2 separate regions of the Homo sapiens genome follow, and region 2 is linked to region 1. A link is a loop called in an ENCODE intact Hi-C map of the cell type or tissue named here. Cell type or tissue: heart right ventricle. All regions are shown on one strand. Links, peaks and the distances in the headings refer to the core of each region. The heading gives the core; the rest is flanking DNA. Region 1 has its middle 35 kb from the start of HSPB3. Region 2 overlaps LINC01033 (long intergenic non-protein coding RNA 1033).

Region 1 (11,458 bases), core at 3,027-5,526:
GATTAAATGGCTGATTCAGCCGGGTGTGGCGGCTCATGCGTATAATCCCAACACTTTGAAAGGCTGAGGCAGGAGGATTGCTTGAGCCTAGGAGTTCAAGACCAGCCTGGGCAACATGGAGAAATCCTATCTCTACCAAAATACAAATACAAAAACAAAAATTAGCCAGGTGTGGTTATATACACCTGTAGTCCCAGCTGCTTGGGAGGCAGAGGTGGGAGGATTGGTTAGGTCTAGGAAGTTGAGGCTGCAGTGACCTATGATTGCTCCACTGCACTCTAGCCTTGGTGACACAGAGAGATCCTGTCTCAAAACAAAAACAAACAACAACAACAAAAAACATATATATATATATATGAGGTTTATCCACAGTAAAGTTCAGTCTAGGGTTAATAAAAGATTCTAGGGTTCACTAAGACAAAGAGTAGTCGCAGTAGCAGAGCCTTGGGTGAAGCTAAGGTCCCCAGGAGATCTGGGATGTCTGTGAGGAACAGTGAGGCTTAGTCATTCAGACAAGCCAGCAGAAGTGAAGTTTAGAGAATGTGGATGGGCCTCAGGCTCTAGACATCAAAACAAACAGATAGAAAAGGCAGAGTGTAGAATCCAGACAGTGAGGCTCACAACAAGGTATGCAATTCTGCATAAGCAGATTTGAGGGGACACCAACTATGGACTGATGTAGATAAATATTTCTGGTAATTCCAGTTAGTGATTCACTCTGAACTCACATAGGATAGTATCTCTTCAAAGGCACTTGTGTTGTAATTAAATGCACACATAAGACATAATGCTTATTGAGCCCTTAGCATGTACCACCCACTCTTATGCATACTATATGTTTAAACCATTTAAACTCACACCAACCCCCTGGGGGTAGGTAGTATTATTATCCCTGTTACAGATAAGGAAAGTGAGAAGTAGGAGTTAATTGGTCTCATGATCCCCTACAGGCTGGCCTTCCAGAAAAAGGAGGTAACTTGCCCCAGGATACCCTGGAAACCAATCAGAATGAATTGCCTTAAACTCTGGCTTGTAGCCCAAAGCAAGGCTTGCCCACAAGTCTTGCCAGTATGTGGTTGAACAGAAATTAGAATCCAGACAGCCTGAGTCCTTTTCTTGCCAGGCAGGGGCTGGGGCTTCCCCAACCATGAAAGTTCAGGTGGTAGATCCTGCCACTGCTTTGCACACCAGCTCCCTGGTGCTAACCTCAACTGCCAGTGCTGAGCTGGAAGGATAGGGCTGGAGGCAAACTCCTACCCCATCATGTTGCTGGTGTATTCCATCCTGGTATTGGTCACACCAAGGAAGGGCCTGGACTTTCCTAATCATGCAGCTTAAAAGCAACACAAGGCAAGGCGGGGAGTCCGCTCTCCTGAAGTCTGACATCCAGGAAGACCAGATTGCTATGTGCTGTCTTTGACTTACTTGGAGACTCACACACCTACACTAGTGCCCCCTTATCTGAGGGGGATGCATTCCAAGACCCCCAGTGGATGCTTGAAACCATAAATAATACCAAACCCTACATATACTATGTTTTTTCATATATATACCTATGATAAAATTTAATTTATATAATAGATTAGGCAGAGACTAATAACAATAACTAATAATAAAATAGAAGAATTATAACAACATACTATAATAAAAGTTAACGTGAACATTGTTTGTCTCAAAATATCTTATTGTATGTAATATTTTTGGACTGTGGTTGTTCATAGCAAGTGAAAACTCAGATGGGGGAGGGTGGCATACTGTATTTATTTTCCTGTATCCATTAGTGTTTCCCAGTGAACACTGCACCAGGAGGTTGGCCATTTGTCTTTATTTATACATCAAACTAAGGCATGGAGAATAAGAGCTTGGTAAGGTCATATAGCCAGGAGGTGGTTGAACTGAGATTCAAACTGAGACAGTCTGAGTCCAAATTCTACCACCTCTTGTGTGTGACATTTAATGGATAGGTGGGCTTTTGTAACCAGTGTCTCTGCCTTTCTCCATGATTCACAGCACAGAAACTTGTGCATACATTCTCACTTGATATCTGAATGACTGTAACAGTGATGTAAATTAACAAGGAAGGGAGATAGCCCTGATTTAATTGGAAATCACTGACAGAGCTCGCCCAGTAAACTCTCTACAAACAGAATACAAATGTTTTGTATTTAATTGCTAAAGTGTTTTAAAATTGAACTCAAATTAATAAATACTTATTGTATCTGTCAGTTAAACGAAACAACCAATAAACAACCAACTCTGTTTTCTAATCAAGAGGGACTGATCCTTTAAAAAAAATAGGGTTTAAAAAAGATGATATGATCAATGTAAAATTGGATTATAGACTTTTAGAGTCTTAAAAGATGAGAAAAGAGATAAAGATGAATAGATATGGAGTAACTAGGATAAGACTCTCTCACAAACTGGACCTTAAACAGATTTAGGAAGAAATATAGGATTAGGATAGAGAAAAAGAAGAGAAAGAATTGCCTATAGGCATAATAAAAAGCACAAGTGTATCAATCAACACAGGGTATTGTGGACCAGTGAGGAAGGATCATGATCTAGACTAGGGGATTCATGTTGGAAACAGTGAGACAAGTTAGAAAGGATAGGATGGGACATATTATATGGTTCCAAACATAATAAATGAGCACTTGAGCTAGAAAGTAGTATAATGTTCACAGGTGGTAAAGAGGTATAATGAAAAAACTATACTTCACAAAAATTAGTGGTGTTCAGTGGGTTGGAGAGAAGACCAATTAGAAGGTTATCTGTGGAATTACAACAACCCAGTGAATTGAGCTGATGGAGAGAGATGCTCCTCCCACTACCAACACTCAAACATAAGGCAAAAATATTTATAGGTGATGAGTAATGATGAAAAAACAAAAGAACAAATGATAGATGACATGAAGAATGGGAGTAGGGAAGACCATATTTAAGACTCTGAGGTCATTAAATGATGTAACATGTTTACTAGCCCAAAAATATATACTAAAAGAGTAGAAAGAAAACAAAAAATTTCCAAATCAGTAGCAAGGATCAAGAAAACAATCCAAATGGAAGGAAAGAACAATGTCCCTTGGAACATAACAATAGAACATAATATGAACAGTACCTCCTTCTATGTAGTGTAGATATTAAACATAGGGTGGGAAGTACACATATCAATTTCAAAATAGTGGTTTAATCTGAAATTGTTAAACAGAGAGGGAGGGAAGCAATAGAACTGAGAGAGCGTTCAAAAGCCTTTTGTTGTATCTGTAGAGTCTTTTATTTCTTAAAAATACAATCGTATACCACATGATAACATTTTGGCCAATGGACTACACATATGACATGGTCCCATAAGATTATAGTACTGTCTTTTTACTGTACCTTTTCTATGTTTAGATATATTTACATATACAAATACCACTGTTAAATTGCCTACAGTATTCAGCACAGTAACATGCTGTGCAGGATTGTAGCCTAGGAGCAATGGGCTACACCATGTGGCCTAGGTGTGTCGTAGGCTCTACTATTTTGGTTTGTATAAGTACACTCTATGATGTTCACACAATGATGAAATCACCTAACGATGCATTTCTCAGAATAAGTTTCTGTTGTTAAGCAACCCATGATTGTATCTGAAGCAAATATCTATATCTCCTTATTAAACCTTAGGGTAAGTACATAAATTAGAGAATAAGTATATTATTCTCTAATTTGCTATTGTATTATATATAATATATGTATATGTATACTATGTATATATTATACATAGTATACATGTATAATATACATATATAGTATATGTATATTATATAATATACATATAATATATATAATATATAAAAATATATAATATATATAATATATATAATATATAAAAATATATAATATATATAATATATATAATATACAATATATATAATATATATAATATACAATATATATAATATATATAATATACAATATATATAATATATAATATATATTATATATATAATGTTAATATATAATATATATAATTATATATATATAATGTATACATATGTTATATACATATATAATGCAATAGAAAATTAGAGAATAATATACATTTGTGTACTTAGCCTAAGGTTTAATAAGGAAATATAGATATATTATACTATATTATATATGTAGTATAATATTTGAAAAGCTATTAAAGTAATTGAAGCCTGAGGTGAAGGCTCTAGTTTAATGTTGCACAAGAGGGAGTCCTCCAACATGACTTTCTGCACCTCCATCCCTGGCAGAAATCCCCTAAATAATATCCATGGAGCTGGTGTGGCAACTAGATATGAGGTTACACATTCACCAAGTCTCAAAGATGTGTACCTTCTTACTGTTACTAACAGTTTAAGATTCAACAGTCAAGCTCTGTACCAAAAAAGACAAGGTCCAGGGGATTTATTCTGTAATCTGTTTATAGTGCCCTCTAGTGGCAGCTCTGCAGAGATCTAACGCAGAACTCACTTTTTTTGTGTTGAATATTAACTTTGTATCTATTTTTCAATGTATTAACATAAATTGGATTTTGTTTTTGTTACTAAGCAATATGAGTAATTCTTAACTTTAAAATTGTATTATTCATTCATTACCTACAGAGAGAAGATCATGCTGTTTTTTTTTGTTTGTTTGTTTTGTTTTTTTAATTGATCATTCTTGGGTGTTTCTCGCAGAGGGGGATTTGGCAGGGTCATAGGACAATAGTGGAGGGAAGGTCAGCAGATAAACAAGTGAACAAAGGTCTCTGGTTTTCCTAGGCCGAGGTCCCTGCGGCCTTCCGCAGTGTTTGTGTCCCTGGGTACTTGAGATTAGGGAGTGGTGATGACTCTTAACGAGCATGCTGCCTTCAAGCATCTGTTTAACAAAGCACATCTTGCACCGCCCTTAATCCATTTAACCCTGAGTGGACATGGCACGTGTTTCAGAGAGCACCGGGTTGGGGGTAAGGTCATAGATCAACAGCATCCTAAGGCAGTAGAAGTTTTCTTAGTATAGAACGAAATGGAGTCTCCTATGTCTACTTCTTTCTACACAGACACAGCAACAGTCTGATTTCTCTATCTTTTCCCCACATTTCCCCCTTTTCTATTCGACAAAACCGCCATTGTCATCATGGCCCGTTCTCAATGAGCTGTTGGGTACACCTCCCAGACGGGGTGGTGGCCTGGCAGAGGGGCTCCTCACTTCCCAGAAGGGGCGGCCGCCGGGCAGAGGGGCTCCTCACTTCTCAGACGGGGCGGCTGCCGGGCGGAGGGGCTCCTCACTTCTCAGACGGGGCGGCCGGGCACAGACGCTCCTCACCTCCCAGACGGGGTCGCGGCCGGGCAGAGGCGCTCCTCACATCCCAGACGGGGTGGTGGGGCAGAGGCGCTCCCCACATCTCAGACGATGGGCGGCCGGGCAGAGACGCTCCTCACTTCCTAGACGGGATGGCGGCCGGGAAGAGGCGCTCCTCACTTCCCAGACTGGGCAGCCGGGCAGAGGGGCTCCTCACATCCCAGACGATGGGCGGCCAGGCAGAGACGCTCCTCACTTCCCAGACGGGGTGGCGGCCAGGCAGAGGCTGCAATCTCGGCACTTTGGGAGGCCAAGGCAGGCGGCTGGGAGGTGGAGGTTGTAGCGAGCCGAGATCACGCCACTGCACTCCAGCCTGGGCAACATTGAGCACTGAGTGAACGAGACTCCGTCTGCAATCCCGGCACCTTGGGAGGCCGAGGCTGGCAGATCACTCTTGGTTAGGAGCTGGAGACCAGCCCGGCCAACACAGCGAAACCCCGTCTCCACCAAAAAAATACGAAAACCAGTCAGGCGTGGCGGCGCGCGCCTGCAATCGGAGGCACTCAGCAGGCTGAGGCAGGAGAATCAGGCAGGGAGGCTGCAGTGAGCAGAGATGGCAGCAGTACAGTCCAGCTTCCGCTGGGCATCAGAGGGAGACCGTGGAGAGGGAGAGGGAGAGGGAGGGAGGGAGGGGGAGGGAGAGGGGGAGGGGGAGGGGGAGAGCAAGAACCGATCATGCTGTTTTCTTTAGGTGGGTTAAATCTTGCACATTTGCATAGGTAAAATGTTACCAATGTAACACTTTAGAAATTCTGTGCTTCATGAAAAGTCCCCGGAGATTTGCCGATGCCTTTATTTTTAATATATTTGAACCTCAAGGAAAACACTGAAATAATATGAAATAATTCTGATGAGGTTTCCTATACTTATCAGTTGTAGTTGTCTGATGATGTCAGTCAAAAACCCTATAGGGTAATCAGTCATCATTTTATTATATGAAACTTGGCCACAAAATTACTTATTTAATTTGAAACTAGCAGCTTCTTGGCCAGTGGTTTTTAACTGGGGATGCATGTTAGACTTAGCTGTGAAGTTTTACTAAAATGTAGATATTTAGGACTCACTCTAGACTTGCTGAATCTCTAATTGATATTCTTGAAATATTCATATTGGTATAGTCTTAACATACTCTTGGTATATTTTGTCTCAAGATTATTACATGTAAAAATTATTTTCATTCTTTTTAATCAATTGTAACACATACTGACATGGAAAACTGGCTAATCATAGTCCTTGTAGACATTGAAAATTGGCTAGTTGTCCCTATAGACATTTTGTCTAAAACTTTTATTTTGCATGCCACAGAAATAACCAAACTTTCTTGTCAGTTGCATTATTCTTGCTATGAACGCTCATCAGGCCTTTCACTTTGAAAATAATCAGTAATCAACTTACCACGTTGTTTTAAGACTTTATCATCTACAGATGGGGTGTGTTTTCCTCTAATGCTTTCCTGAAGACTCGGCAATCAGCTACCCTCCAGAGTTGCTGCCTTCAAATAATGACTACCTCAGAAACTGATGGAAAAGAACTGTACCATGTACTTTTAAACTATTGACACTTCTAAAAATAGACTCTTTCATATAGGCTTCTGTGCTTAGCAACTTTTAGTCTGTCCCTGAGGATTGAGTCAGGATTTTCAGAACTCTAATGGAGAAGCAGAAGGCTTCATAAAACTGCTAACCCAAGCTACCGCAGAACAAGAATTAATTACATAGGAATGAATGAATGAATAGAGGGATGATTGAAGTTATGTGTTTGGAATATTGTTGATATTGTTTTAATGCTGTATTTTCTGGATATATAAGGAAATTCTTTCTTAAGCTATCTGTAACCCCATAACTCCTTATCCATTTGCTTTTGTAAACAGTAATAAAATATTTTTAAATAATATATTTTTCTCACTGACCCTTTCCACCTACCGCTTGAATTCACAAACTATTATCAAGTATTCTTACTTTTCATGGCAATATACTTATTAGCAAATATTCAATAAGAAACTGTTCTTTGTTTACCAGACCATAATTGGAAAAATTGGTTATGTAATTAAGGCCTTGCCTGGAATGTCATATTTGGGAAAGATGTTCATTTAATCAGGTACGATCAGACAATTTTGAGGAACTAAAGAACCAACACTAGGAAAATTCTCCCAGGGAAGCTGATGTGGTACCTGGCTTGTAGGCTGTCTACAGGTAAGTAAGGAAGATCAACGCTGGGAAGGACAGGAAGGGTAGGGTATTTTAGGGAACTCAAGGACAGAGGAATTTGCTGATTATAGATGCTACTGGTAAAATCAGGTAGAGAGAAATTCTTCAGCTTGGCTAAGAACCAAAGCCTTGAAATAGCAAATAATAAAGGCTTTTAAAAGTCCATCTGAGATCCCTATGGTAACTTCCAGAAAAGTAAACTTAAGAAGACCCATATCATAAAGTAATATTCTTGTTGCTTCTATGTAAAAAATCAGGCAAACTTACATGGTTTTTCTTATAGTTTAGATGTCATCTATGTTTGCCGGGCGTTAACATTCTGATTAAGATTTATGGTAAAAAAATGCTATTAATATGGTTTCTATTTCTTCTTTATAAATGATTTATCGTAAAATTCCTTAGTTCATTATTTAATATGAATGAGAAGGAAAGAAGAATGCACTCATTCCATTTTCACACCCTTTAGGGAGAGACAGCGTATATAAGGTGGAAGGGAATTAGAGATGGTGGAGGGGAATATTGAGTCTAGGAAATTAAAGAAAGAAAATGACAGGTTAAGGTTGGATTTCAGAAATATCAACACACTTGGCAGACATTCTGAGAAAACAATATTGTTGCCCCAAAGAAGTGTTTACTCATAATAATGATTTGAGGTAAATTACATTTTCACCTACACAAATTATCTATGATCCATTTCTTATTCCTTCTAGCATTTTTTTCTCAAATTCAAAAAAGGAGGATTGGAGAAAAAAAATAAGTTTTGAATTTGTTCACTGTACCTCACAGCTCACTTCTGGCCATATCACAGTCTTAAGCATTTTCATCTGCTTTTTTGTGAGTCCCCTTTACTTAACTCATCACAACTGGTTTTAATTACTTGGTTAATGGACCATATTGCATCCTAGACTATAAGGTAATAAATATATTTTGTTCAAGACAAAAAAATGAAATGACATTCAAATGTATCTAAAATGGAAGTAACTAGTTCTAGATGGCATTTGCTCCAGTAGGTTTTGCTTTTCCTGATTCACTGTTTGCACCTCCACGTCCCCACCCACCCCATGTAAGAGTAGGGGACTATGCCTAGAAGTACCGTGATAGTGCAGTTGGCACACACGTTTCATGGGAACTTCTGGAAATAAAATGGGTGGCAGGGGTGGAATATGAGTTTAAAATACACACTCAGAACTGATTATTTCAAACCACCTCTTACCATCTGAAAATTGGTTTTGTGTGTGTATTTTAAACATACATTCCCCCTTATTTTATTTCTAGAAGTTTTCACGAAATGCCTGTGCCAACCGCCTGGCATTTTCCTCCATTTTCATGGCACTTCCAGGCATAGTCCTTTAATCTTTTTTTTTTTTTTTTTTTTTAGATGGAGTCTTGCTCTGTCACCCAGGCTGGAGTGCAGTGGCATGACCTTGGCTCACTGCAACCTTCACCTCCCGGGTTCAAGCCATTCTCCAACCTCAGCCTCCTGAGTAGCTGGGATTACAGGTGCCCACCACCACACCCCGCTAATTTTTGTATTTTAAGTAGAGACGAGATTTTGCCATGTTAGCCAGACTGGTCTCAAACTCCTGACCTCAAGTGACCCACCCGCCTTGGCCTCCCAAAATGCTGGGATTACAGGTATGAGCCAGTGCACCTGGCTGAGTTCTCTAATCTTATATGGAGTAGTTGGAGATTGGGGGTAAATAGCCACTTCACAGTGTAGCCCAGTGGTTAGGAGCATGGACTGTAGGGCTTCACTGTTCCCATCCCTGCACGTTTCCTCCCTGCAAGCAAGCTATTTAAACTTTCTGTGCCTCCATTTTCTATTCTGGAAAAGGTCGTCGTAAAGCCTAAGAGCAGCAAATGAAGAGTTTCATATATGGCCAGCAACACATTAAGCACTTAGAAGCTAGCTACTGTTATTATTACTACAAAATTATTTTTAGCCACTCGGAAGACATCATTCTCTTACAGAGTTCCAACTGAAGTGTAAAAGAAATAGGAAGCCATAATACAAGACATAATAAGAAACGGCAAGGTGGTAAGCTTCAGATTTGGAGGTCAGCTATATTTCCTGTCTTCTTGGTAGAAATTAGCATTAAGTTTTAGAAAAATCAGCTTTTGTTTACAGAAATTGCAGGATAACAAGTGATTGGGCTGCTTACCTTTAACCCTTCAGTGTTGGAGGATGCTCATGTCTAGAAGTTACAGCTGGGATATCTGACACTGTTAATGAGCTTCTCTTCCTGAGAATCCTAGGAAGCCTGGTGCCTTCTGAGAGCCCCAGCAAAGGGGCTTCCCCTTATGTCATGTTTCTCTTTTTGGCCTCCACTCACTTCAGATACCACTAGAAAGGATTTAATGGGCTATTAGTATCTATTTCTTTTCCACCATGCTTTTCTTCCCAGGTATTTTCTATCCATGCCCATGTATTGGATGGGCTAACACAAAGCCTCCCCTTTCTTATAAGCTGCTATGTATCGCCAGCCTCTGGTGCTCCCTTGCCCAGAGAGAAGCAAAAACCAGTCAGCGTTTGAGAGAATTGCCTGCAGCTGACTTCTAGGCTGGGCACTGTCAACCTTAGTTACTACTTTCTTTCCAAGAAGCATAAGCAGATATCTTTTTCTAATGTTGTGGATTTTAAAAATATGTAGCATGTTAATCTTTTGAAGCTTTGAAAATTAAATTGTGTTTTTCCTGCTCACTTTTCCCATAGGCCACTTCTCTTGGTTTATATGATAGGAAGGGAATTGATAAGAGAATCCTGAGTTGCTGTCACTGTATATGAGTTTATCATCTCCTTCACAGTGGGCACTTGGCTCATCAGCCACAGAATATCCAATGTTCTGAATCAACAGCCTGCAGCAGGATGGCATCAACAGAAAAATCAGGCTGACATGCCCACAAAAAAACCACCCTTTCTCCAAAAACTATTGGAAACAGCCTCTTTGAGTCCTCAAAAGCAAAAAATATTGGGGACCAGACACGGTGGTTCACGTCTGTAATACCAGCACTTTGGGAGTCCAAGGTGGGTGGATCACTTGAGGTCAGGAGTTCGAGACCAGCCTGGCCAACATGGTGAAACCCCGTCTATACTAAAAATACAAAAATTAGCTGGACATGGTGGAACACACCTGTAATCCCAGCTACTCAGGAAGCTGAGGCAGGGGAATGGGAGAATGGCTTGAACCCGAGAGGTAGAGGTTGCAGCAAGCTGAGGTCATGCCACTGCACTCCAGCCTGGCCAACAGAGCTAGACTCCATCTCAAAAAAAAAAAAAAGAAAAGAAAGAAAAAAAAAGAAAAAATTGACTTTTCTTTCCATTGAGAAGAAATTGTTTTTGAACCATGTGGGCAGGGGTATAATTCCTCCACTGTGCTTCACTATGCTTCTGGTTGTGTTATTGCTGGTCCCATAGCTTCAAATTATATAGGTGATTTGCATGAAGAAAGGGAAAGAAGAAATTTCTCTGGAGGGGAAAGACGGTGGTAAGACCACTACCTTCTTCATTTCCCTTTTTTCTGGCTCAACCTCAGAAACTAGGTCTGATTTCTGGATTTAGGGGTGTTAGGCAGTGGTTGAAAGAGCTGTTGAGACTCTGGGGTACAAAGCAGTGCCTTCTCCAGTTTTATAGGGCCAAATGTCACCTCTGAGCAGCTGGAGAGATGTTTTCTCTATTTCTGTGGTATGCCATGTATATAGTGTTTGGGGAGAAATAAGGCCAGAAGTCACATGGCCCCTTCAGCATGTGGAGGGATTTGCAGCTGTGGAACCCAGGAGTGCTCAGGAAGTGGGGGCAGCCTCGCTGAAGAGCTAGGAGCAGCAGACATCAGCAGGAAGAGCAGAGGATAACATCAAGAGGAATCGTGCCTGACACCACCCTGCATGTCCAGGGTTATTTC
Region 2 (11,458 bases), core at 5,196-7,695, 58 kb before region 1:
TTCCCCTACAAATTCCCTTTGCCTGCCACCATGTAAGTCATGACTTTGCTTCTCCTTCTCCTTCTGCCATGATTGTGAGGCCTCTCCAGCCATGTGGAACTGTGAGTCCATTAAACTTCTATTTCTTTTTAAATTACCCAGTGTCAGGTATGTCTTTATTAGCAGTGTGAGAACAGACTAATATAAGTCTTTAATCCATCTTGAGTTGATTTGGTATATGGTGTAAGCCAAGGGTTCAGTTTCAGCTTTCTGCATATTGGCTAGCCAGTTATCCCAGCACCATTTATTGAATAGAAAATCCTTTCCGTATTGCTTGTTTTTGTCAGGTTGGTCAAAGATCAGATAGTTGTGGGTGTGTAGTCTTATTTCCAGGTTCTCTATATTCTGTTCCATTGGTCTATGTGTCTGTTCTTGTACAAGTACCATGCTGTTTTGGTTACTGTACCCCTGTAGTGTAGTTTGAAGTCAAGTAGTGTGATGCCTCCAGCTTTGTTCTTTTTGCTTAGTGTTGCCTTGGCTTTTGGTCTCTTTTTTGGTTTTGTATGAATTTTAAAATAGTTTTCTCTAGTTCTGTGAAGAATGTCAATGGTAGTTTAAAGGGAGTAGCATTGATCTATAAATTGCTTTGGGAAGTATGGCCATTTTAATGATATCAATTCTCCCTATTCATGAGCATGGAATGTTTTTCCATTTGTTTGTGTCATCTCTGATTCCTTTGAACAGTGGTTTGTTGTTCTCTTTTTAGAGATCTTTCCCCTCCCTTGCTAACTGTATCCCCAGGTATTTTATTCTTTTGTGGCAATTGTGAATGTAGCAAAAGTTCATTCATTATTTGGCTCTCAGCTTGATTGTTGTTGGTGTATAGGAATGCTAGTGATTTTTACATATTGATTTTGTATTCTGAGACTTTCTATTATAAAGACACATGCACACATATGTTTATTGCAGCACTATTCACAATAGCTGAGACATGGAATCAACTCAAATGCTCACCAATTATAGACTGGATAAAGAAAATGTGTTACATATACACCATGGAATACTATTCAGCCATAAAAGAGAATGAGATCATGTCCTTTGCAGGAACATGGGTGGAGCTGGAGGCCATTACCCTTAGCAAACTAACACAGGCACAGAAAACCAAATACCTCAAGTCTCACTTATAAGTTGGAGCTAAATGATGAGAACACATGGACACATAGAGGGGAACAACACACACTGGGGCCTACTGGAGGGTGGAGGGTGGGAGGATGGAGAGGTCAGGAAAACCAACTAATGGGTGCTAGGCTTAATACCTGGGTGATGAAATAATCTGTACAATGAACCCCTCTGACACACGTTTACCTATGTAACAAACCTGCACATGTACCCCTGAACTTAAGTTAAAAAAATTGCATAAAAATGTATTTATTTATATGGAAATAAGTTCAAACTTTAGTCAAACATTAACAAATTAAGATTGTATTCAAACAATAATATTTGATTTCTAAAAATTTAGAATTGGATGCACTAGCAGTGATTATCTTTGTGTGACGAGTTATTTGTACTTTCTTTGTGCTTATTTGTAACTTTCTGATCTTTTTACAAGAAACAAATAATACAGCAATAACTCTTTCAAGTCTCAGGCTTCTTGGTAGGAGCTCAAGCCTGTATATACAATCCTCTTTGAAGCTGATCTTTAACTATAATTCCTAGTTATTTTATTTGTTGCTAATTTTGCCAAACACAAATTTGTAAGTAAATGTTTAACATGTATTTAAAGTAAAAATGAAGACCAATCAGGTTCAAGAAGCAGATTTCCAGCTGGGCATGGTGGTTTGTGCTGGTAATCCCAGCAATCTGGGAGACCAAAGCAGGTGGATCACTTGAGGTCAGGAGTTTGAGACCAGTCTGACCAACATGGTGAAACCCCCTTCGCTACTAAAAATACAAAAATTAGCCAGGCATGGTGGCAGGTGCCTGTAATCCCAGCTACTTGGGAGACTGAGGTGGGAGAATCTCTTGAACCCAGGAGGCGGAGGTTGCAGTGAGCCAAGATCGTGCCACTGCACTCCAGCGTGGGTGACAGAGTGAGACTCCATCTCAAAAAAAAAAGAAAAAAAGAAACAGATTTCCTTAAACACATAAACACAAATCACTGTGAGCAATAACTGCACATTTTTACAGAAGTAAGATAAAGAGGATATTTTGTATGATAAGAGTGGTTGGTGAGGGAACTATCTTAGAAATTGCTTTGAAAATTGATTTATAGTCATTCAAGGAATTATTTCTTGAATGTACTCATCTTATTCTGTCTTTAGGCTCATTTTATATTTGGCAAACATACTGTATCAGTCAGAATCCTAACAGGAAACAGATGGCACAGTCAACAGTATAATTGAAGAGCGTTTGATAAAGGGACCGTTTACAAAGATGAGGGCAGAGCTCCGGAAAAGCCAAATGCCTTGGCTGGCAACATCAGAGAGTGACCACCCTGCCTGGGTTGAAAGAGCAAGAGGGAAGACCTATTATCAGAACTCTGAAAGGGCCACCTGAGAGAAGCAGGGATTTCATAGAACAAAAGTTATTATCCTGGTCACGTAGGGCAGCTGTACTACATGTTTTGGCTCAGCCTTTCAGGCAGCTTCAATCTCAGGACAGCTCCATATCAACACAAGCTTTCACAATCATCATGGCAGGAGAAGAGCCTGGATAAGCACATGCCAGCTCTTAAATGCTGCTAATTAGAAGTGGTGCATCACTTCTGCTCACATTCCATTGGCCAAAGCAAATTATTTGGCTTTGCCCACCCAACTTCAAGGGAGTAGGGAAGACAGTCTTCCTATCTACTCAAAAACAAAGGAGAGGGCCGAGCACTGTGGCTCATGCCTGTAATCCCAGCACTTTGGGAGGCCGAGTTGGACAGATCACCTGAGGTCAGGAGTTCGAGACCAGGCTGGTCAACATGGTGAAACCCCGTCTCTACTACAAATACAAAAATTAGCTGGGCATGAGTGCCTGTAATCCCAGCTACTCAGGCTGAGGCAGCAGAATTGCTTGAACCTGGGAGGTGGAAGTTGCAATGAGCTGAGATTGCACCATTGCACTCCAGCCTGGGTGACAGAGCAAGACTCAGTCTCAAAAAAAAAGCAAAGGAGAACTGGAAACACTGGTGAAAACCTGAAAAACACAGACAGAGAGTAACCCGTGTTCTTTTACATTATGCTGCATTCTTTTGTATGAGAAAGAAACTTTCATTGGACAATAATACATGCTCTACAGCTATGCTGTCCAATACACTAGCCATCAGCCACATGTGGCTACTGAGCACTAGAAATGTGTCAAGTCTCAATCGAGATGTGTGGTAAGTGTAAAACAAACCTCAGATTTCAAAGACTTAGCATGAAAAAGAACATAAAATAGTTCATTACTGATTTTAAAATATTGAGTACATGTTAAAATGATAATGTTTGATATCTTGGGTTAAGCACAAATCTATTATTAAAAGTAATTTTACCCAGTTTTGCTTTTTAAAATGTTGTTTCTAGAACATTTTTAATTACACATGTGGCTTGCATTTGTAGTTTGCATTGCATTGCTGTTGAACAGCCCTGCTCTAAAGAGTCCTATGGTTTCTAACAGGGTTCTTACTAGAAAGAGGTGAAGAATTACCAAACTCTGCTGGAATTCTCTAGAATAAATTTTTACTTTAATTGATCTTGGAAAAAATGGATTTTTTTTCTTTTATTTTAGTGTCTGATTTAAATTTCTTTATACAAATTCAGTATCATTTTTTTCTCTCTTCCATAAAGGCGCAGCACAGATGGTTCAGAGAAACCATTATTCTACATAAAGTCTTTTTTATAAAATGTGGTTACATGAAATTCAGTTTGATTAAAACAAAGGGAGCCATTCCTCAAACACGTTGTTTTTCAGTTTCTTAGTTTTTCACAGATATTCAACTTGAAGTCTTCAACTTTTTTTTTTTTTTTTAACTGGGAGGGAGAGTACAGAGAAGGCCACTCACCTTGCCTTTTCATATATATGTAGAGCTGAAATTGTAAGATGTTCTGAAGTTTTCTTGGAATTTTGGTCTAGCAAAAACTATTGAGTGGTCTGTGCCACAGATGTCCTTCCTCCTCTCCACCCACCCTAGACCCCTCTTCTTCCCCTGTACCCATCTGTCTGCCCTGGATGCTGACTTGGGTGGTCTGCACCAGAAGTCTCTCATCTTTGACTTTTGGTTCTGTTCAGCTAATGGAGAGTTCTGGCCAGACAATCAAGGAGGGAGGGGAGCAGGGTCAGAGTGTCTACTCACCTGGTTCCCTCCTGCAAGGTCGCCTGGTGCTGAACATCCAGAGGTGTCAGGAAAAGAGCATCACTGCAAATAACCCAGGAAGAAAGGATTTAATATAGAAAGAAGAGCTTAGGCAAAAGGTGGAGGGCACTGGGATGAGAAAGTCTGGATGACAGATTCAGAGGGTCAGAGAGATAATCATAGTCACTCTAGCCAGTGCATTGGCATCAGGGCTTCCCAGTATGATAGAGATCATAGACAGTCTACGAAGCAATGCATGTTTGGTTATTGAGTGGGACCCAGAAAAGGGAGGTTGTCAAGGAGTCTGTGGAAGCTGCCGCTAAGTAGGGTGGGCTTGAGGCTGATTTGGTGAGCAGTGACAGCCCTTAGAGAAACATGCTATATTCAGAGCAGGAAGAGAGAGGGCCAGTGTGGGGAGGCCTGCCAGAAACATCACATCTCTCTGTCACTGTCTGACCAAGATGACCTCCCAAAAGTAATGGTTTTTCCCTCAAGTTCACCTTCCAAATTTCACTTGAATTCCTCTCCTTGGCAAACCCTAACTTGGAACTATACTGGGAAGGGCATTCAGGAAACTGACTTCCCAGCCTCAGACAGGAGCAGAGGTATCAAGCTGACAACAGTCTGGCATAGGCCAGCTGTGTCTCGTGACTGAGGGCCGTGTTACTTTAAGGAAGCCTTCTTTTCACCACTGCAAGTTCCAGAGTTTGCCTCGGCTCATGCTTTCAGGCCTGAGATATCCCTTTTCATATGTTGGGAGTGGTAACAGCTTCCTTGGGTGAATGCCCTATCCCTTGTGATTCCCGAACACTCTGCCCTCCCTCCCCCATGAATAATCTTGATCTGAGGGTGCTGTCTGCATTCCACTGTGACTCAGACTGACAGGTCCCCTGGCATCTTGTGGGAGGCTGTATTAAAACAAGAGGTCTTAGTGTCTCCGCCAATAACTAAAGGACACAGGAGAGCAACATTTTAAAAAGAGATTTGCTGAAGTCTAGGAAAATAAGGCAGTTTTTCCTGCCTTTCTGCCTGAGTTTTTTAAAGGCTTTACAATACCTTTTAGGAAAAATAAACTCATTATAATAATACTAAGTTAAAAAAGGAAGTTATCAGGATGCATTTTATATGTTATAGTTTATTCTTTAGCAAAGAAATATCAAGATTCCAACCACACATTAAGCTTAACACTCATAGCTTCTTGGTCTTCCAAAGTGTACCTTGTACTTCTTTTGGATGGGAGGTTGAAAAACTTCCTTTGTTTCTTCACCCCCAATTATTTCTCTAATGAGAGGCTTAGACTAGATGATCTCAAGTATCCCTTGTATACTCATAAGGGATACGAAACATTCCCTGTTTCAGTCAAGTTTGTGGCGTATATTGATTGGTGAGGAAAATGTTTAGAGATCTTTTTGAAGCACTAGGTGAGTATATTGTGAAACAAAATTTACCTTCCCATTTCACTAAGAGAATGAGAGACATTTTCACTAATACCTTTGAAAGCATTATGCAAAAGAGTGCATGGTTCTAATAGAACCCCAGCCTAGTTCAGGAGTTGGCAAACAATGGCCTGTGAGTCAAATCCAGCCTGCTGCTTGTTTTTGTAAATTAACTTTTACTGAAACAGAGCCATGCTTATCTGTTTACATATTGTCTATGGCTGCTTTCTCACTACCACTACAGAGCTGAGTAGTTGCAACAAAGTTTATCTGGCCCACAAAGCTTAAAATATTTACTACCTGGCCCTTAACAGAAAAAGTTTGCCAACCCCTAGTTTAAGTAATAAAATTTGTAAGCAGCTCTCTTCAAGTAAAATTCCCTCTCTAGATTTTTCAGAAAAGATATAACCTGAGATCCTAACAATGGGTAACTTAGAGTACAAATAAATGTCTATTTTGGATGCATGAAAATTATAGTACCTCATATAATACGTCAGAGGCAGCCTGATAGCCCTGGGATCTAATCTCAATTTTGTTATTTACCAGCTTAATGACCTTGTGCAAGTTACCTAATCTATTCTCAGTTGTAAAATCGCATGAAAGAGTATGTGAAGCACCCTAAATTTCTATCCAAAATAATCCAAAAGTGAAGGATTATTGAATATTAATTTTTACACTGAAGAAAGATGAAAGATCTGAATCTATGGGGTTAGAAGGTTGGAAATGCATCATATGGGTATAGAACTTAGAATGCAATGTACTCTAAATTATTAAACAACATTTTCTTCCCATTGCTCCCGTAAAGCCACTCCTTCAACAGAAAAACTTGACTCTCTTAGGCAACATATTGGAAACTGTGCATAGGAGTGAGAAACACAACAGCAGAATTTAGAATGAATGTAGCCTGGCAACTGTGTGTACCGGGACCCTGGCCAGCAATGCCTTAGGATAGGAGAGCTCTCAAGCTATGAAGAACACTGCAGTGGGCTCTGCAACTGGACTGTGCAATGGAAGCTTCCAGCTGTGGAGGCACAAGGAGATTGATCTCTAAATGAGGAACAGACAACCTGCCGAGGAACACCTGTGTTCCTCAAATGTCAAACCTAGATCTAGAAGGGTTTAGAGACACAACCCAGAGGAAAGCCTGGGGAACATACAAAGGTTTAAAAAGACCATCCTTTTGTATTTACTTTCAGAACGAAAGGAGGAATAAATCTAATTCTTCTCTTCTGGCTCTGCAAAGTTCGAAGTCCACCAACACACTTCAGCTTGAGCTGAAATTCAACAGATAAGAAAAGATTCTTAATGATTAATCAGCCCCAACACAGTTCTGGAGAAAGAAAGAGACTTTATTTTCATTTTATAGATGGGGAAACTGAGGCTGTGAGCGGTCAGAACCCCTTTGGGGTCATACAATTTTTTTGTGCAGATTGAGAAAGAATCTCTGGGTCTCTGACTCCTGCTCTACTCTTCTTCTCTAGAACCCAGAACTTGTGTAGAATACACTGGACCTCCTCTGATTTATGACATGACCTTGGCATGTTGGGGAATCTCTGTACTTTCGTTCCCTTCTCTGTAAAATGGTCAGAATTCCTGTCTATCTTTCCACATAAATATATTGAAGTTCAAATGTGTTCACAGACAGGAAATCGTGATTCAGTGGATTTGGCAGATGCTTATTTTCCTACATAAAATTCATCCTCTTCTTTCTAATTGCTTGCAGCAATCTGCCCAGCTTCAGGGAATAAATCATGATTAAACCACTACAGTTATGGTAGTCCCATGCCCTTTTGCCAGAGGTTGGACTAGATATTTTCATGTGACCCAGACTCCTCAATAAAATCTGGAGGAGAGCCTGAAATGGGTTTTAGAAAACTCTAAGGATAGTCCTGTTATACCTCTTGAAAGTCACAGGTGGTAATGTGCAGAAAAGTTTAAGTGTCTGCAAAGGATACTCTCATGTGCGGTATGAGGTAAGATGGAAGACAGCAGGGGTGGAGCAAAGCACAAGTCAGTTACAAACTCACACACTGATTCAACAAATATTTATGGTGTGCCCACCATGTGTTAGGCACTGGAAACACATCAGAGAACAAAACAGACCAAATTCCTGGGCCCCATGGAAATTACATTCTAGCAAGGTGAAACAAACAAGAGAAGTAAGTACAACATGCAGCATATTGGTAATAAGTGCAAAAGAAACCAATGAAGCAGAAATAGGGAAGTGAATGAATTAGGGTGTTGAGATTTTAGGTAGGGTAATGAAGGATGTCCTCCTGGAGAAGGCAGCTTTTGCATAAAGCCTGAAGGAAGTGAGGAAGTGAGCCATGGTGGAATCTGGAGTCAGAACAGCCCTCTCAGAGGAGACAGTGAGGAGGCTGGTGTGGCTGGAATGGAGTGAGCCATGGGGGAGGAGTAGAAATTGTGATCAGTGGTATTGAGAGCCACATCAGTTGTGTGAACCCTCAAAAGCACTGTGGTTCTTACCCTGAGTCACACAGGAATCCAGGGAAAGGTTTTGAGCAGAGAGATGTGGACAAATCTTTATCTTAGCAGGATCATTCTAGCAGCTTTGTACAAGTAGGCTGAAGAGGCACAAGGACAGAAATGAACCACATAGTAGGATATTTAATATAGGTGAGAGTCATTGGCAGCTTCAGCCAGAGTGGTAGCTTGGAAAGGTAAGAAGTTGTTCAGAATCTAGATATAATTGAAGACAGAGTTGGCAGGTTCTATTAAATATAAGAGTGGGGTTTGAGGAAGTTGAGGATGACTCCAAGGTTTTTGATTTGAGCACCTAGATTGATGGAGTCTGGAAGATTGTAGGAACATCAGGATTTGGAGGCAAGGCCAGAATCTTGCTTTTCATCTTGTTTGAGATGCCTATTAGTCATCTAAGTGGACATGTCAAGCAGGCCATTGGATAACAAGTCTAACAAATTGGGCATTTAATTGCATGGAAGAAACACCAGAAATGAGTCACAGGGAAGCATCTGACTCTCTGTGTGAAAAGCAGGATAATTTCTTCAAACCTCAATTTCCTCATCATTGAAATGGGAGTAACAACCAGTGTTGTGAAGGTTTAATAAGATGATAAAAGGACCTAGCACAGTTTTTTTGAGCAATAAACAGTAAATATTATTAATAATTACTTACTATTTTTACATTTTCCTGCCTGAGTAGAATCTACAGAAAATTAAGTCACTTGACCTACCATTTAGTTTCCTTGTCCTAAGAATAAAGGAATCTCTGAGTATTTTTAATGGGCTTGGTGACTTACAATTTCTTATAGCTGTCATATAGGTCTAGGGTAAAGATGCAATTTTTTTCCTGTTTTATAGATGAGGAAACAGACTTAGAAGTAAAATAACTTTCCCAAAGTTACACAACTAGTGTCATCTTCGAAGATCAGTTTTTCAATTATTTTTAATTTAACACATTGCATCTTTAAGAACCTTCTCAAATATATCTACTTTTTACTGACACCGATTTTAAAAAATGAACACTTTCCCTCCATGTTAATAAATAATTTTTAGGAAGAGGTTCTCAAAATTTAGTTTTCAGAGAACAAAAGTCTAGATAGAGTAGGGAATTCTTACCCACAATAAGAATTAATGCAAATATGGATGTTTCATAATGAATGATGATAACCTTCTGGGTTTACACTTAATGGATATGTCCACTTGACAAATGGCATAGCGATTATCCAACACTTCCCCATGTAGGTTGATCCACAGTAACAAATGGCCATACTGCCCAAAGTAATTTATAGATTCAATGCCATCCGCATCAAGATACCATTGACTTTCTTCACAGAATTAGAAAAAACTACTTTAAATTTCATATGGAACCAAAAAAGAGCCCATATAGTCAAGACAATCCTAAGCAAAAAGACCAAAGCTGGAGGCATCGTGCTACCTGACTTCAAACTATACTACCAGGCTGCAGTAACCGAAACAGCATAGTACTGGTACAAAAACAGATATATAGACCAATGGAACAGAACAGAGGCCTCAGAAATAACGCCACACATCTACAACCATCTGATCTTTGACAAACCTGACAAAAACAAGCAATGGGGAAAGGATTCCCTATTTAATAAATGGTGTTGGGAAAATTGGCTAGCCATATGCAGAAAACTGAAACTGGACCCCTTGCTTATACCTTATACAAAAATTAACTCAAGATGGATTAAAGACTTAAATGTAAGATCTAAAACCATAAAAACCCTAGAAGAAAACCTAGGCAATACCATTCAGGACATAGGCATGGGCAAAGACTTCATGACTAAAACACCAAGAGCAATGGCAACAAAAGCCAAAATTGACAAATGGGATCTAATTAAACTAAAGAGCTTCTGCACAGCAAAAGAAACTATCATCAGAGTGAATAGGCAACCTACAGAATGGGAGAAAATGTTTGCAATCTATCCATCTAACAAAGGGCTAATATCCAGAATCTACAAAGAACTTAAACAAAATTATAAGAAAAAACAAACAACCCTACCAAAAAGTGGGTGAAGGATATGAACAGATACTTCTCAAAAGAAGACATTTATGCAGCCAAAAAGCATTTGAAAAAAAGTTCATCATCACTGGTCATTAGAGAAATGCAAATCAACACCACAATGAGATACCATCTCACACAAGTTAGAATGGTGATCATTAAAAAGTCAGGAAACAACAGATGCTGGAAAGGATCTGGAGAAATAGGAATGCTTTTACACTGTTGGCAAGAGTGTAAATTAGTTCAACCATTGTGGAAGACAGTGCAGTGATTCCTCAAGGATCTAGAACCAGAAATACCATTTGACCCAGCAATCCCATTACTGGGTATACACCCAAAGGATTATAAATCTTTCTACTATAAAGACATATGCACACGTATGTTTATTGCAGCAATGTTCACAATAGCAAAGACTTGGAACTAACCCACATGCCCATCAATGATAGACTGGATAAAGAAAATGTGGCACATAAACAATGTGGAATACTGTGCAGCCATAAAAAAGGATGAGTTCATGTCCTTTGCAGGGTCATGGATGAAGCTGGAAACCTTTATTCTCAGCAAACTAACACAGGAACAGAAAACCAAACACCACATGTTCTCACTGATAAGTGGGAGTTGAACAATGAGAACACATGGACTCAGGGAGGGGAACATCACACACCGGGGCCTGTCGGGGGGTGGGCGCTAGGGGAGCGATAACATTAGGAGAAATACCTAATGTAGATGATGAGTTGATGGGTGCAGCAAACCACCATGGCATGCGTATACCTATGTAACAAACCTGCACATTCTGCACATGTATCCCAGAACTTAAAGTATAACAGAAATAAAAAAAATAAATTAAATAAAAATAAATAAATAAATAAGAGCTAGCCAAATTGTAAAAGCTAAGTACCCATCAGTAAATGTTTAAGTTATGTTTAGCCCTATCATGCTCTATATCATCATGGAGTGCTTAAGAAAAACATAATAAGCCAGGCACGGTGGCTTATGCCTGTAATCCTAACACTTAGGGAGGCCATGGCGGGCAGATCACCTGAGGTCAGGTGTTTGAGACCAGCCTGACCAATATGGCAAAACCCCGTCTCTACTAAAAATACAAAAATTAGCCGGCTGTGGTGGCACATGCCTGTAATCCCAGCTACTCAGGAGGCTGAGGCAGGAGAATCACTTGAACCCAGGAGGCAGAGGTTGCAGTGAGCTGAGATCACGCCAC

Evidence for each region. A loop is a pair of places that touch in the nucleus more often than their neighbours do. Peaks named below come from ENCODE experiments on the same cell type or tissue, not always from the same donor. Only the 100,000 strongest peaks of a DNase experiment are listed, where the experiment ranks them.
Region 2: a loop joins it to region 1, with 1.8 times the contacts of the local background. A loop is called at or near these places in 3 of 110 quality-filtered maps.

What each region holds. Positions count from the first base shown.
Region 1 is chr5:54,415,400-54,426,857 of GRCh38, forward strand. No RefSeq gene overlaps it. Among named protein-coding and RNA genes, the nearest start is that of HSPB3, 35 kb to the right of the region's middle. In heart right ventricle, for the core only: a CTCF peak has its summit at 4,451 (motif pointing left); no DNase peak of the experiment used is centred there.
Region 2 is chr5:54,355,222-54,366,679 of GRCh38, forward strand. The region is part of intron 1 of LINC01033 (long intergenic non-protein coding RNA 1033); the gene reads left to right. Among named protein-coding and RNA genes, the nearest start is that of LINC01033, 40 kb to the left of the region's middle. In heart right ventricle, for the core only: no CTCF peak of the experiment used is centred there; a DNase peak (open chromatin) is centred at 6,672.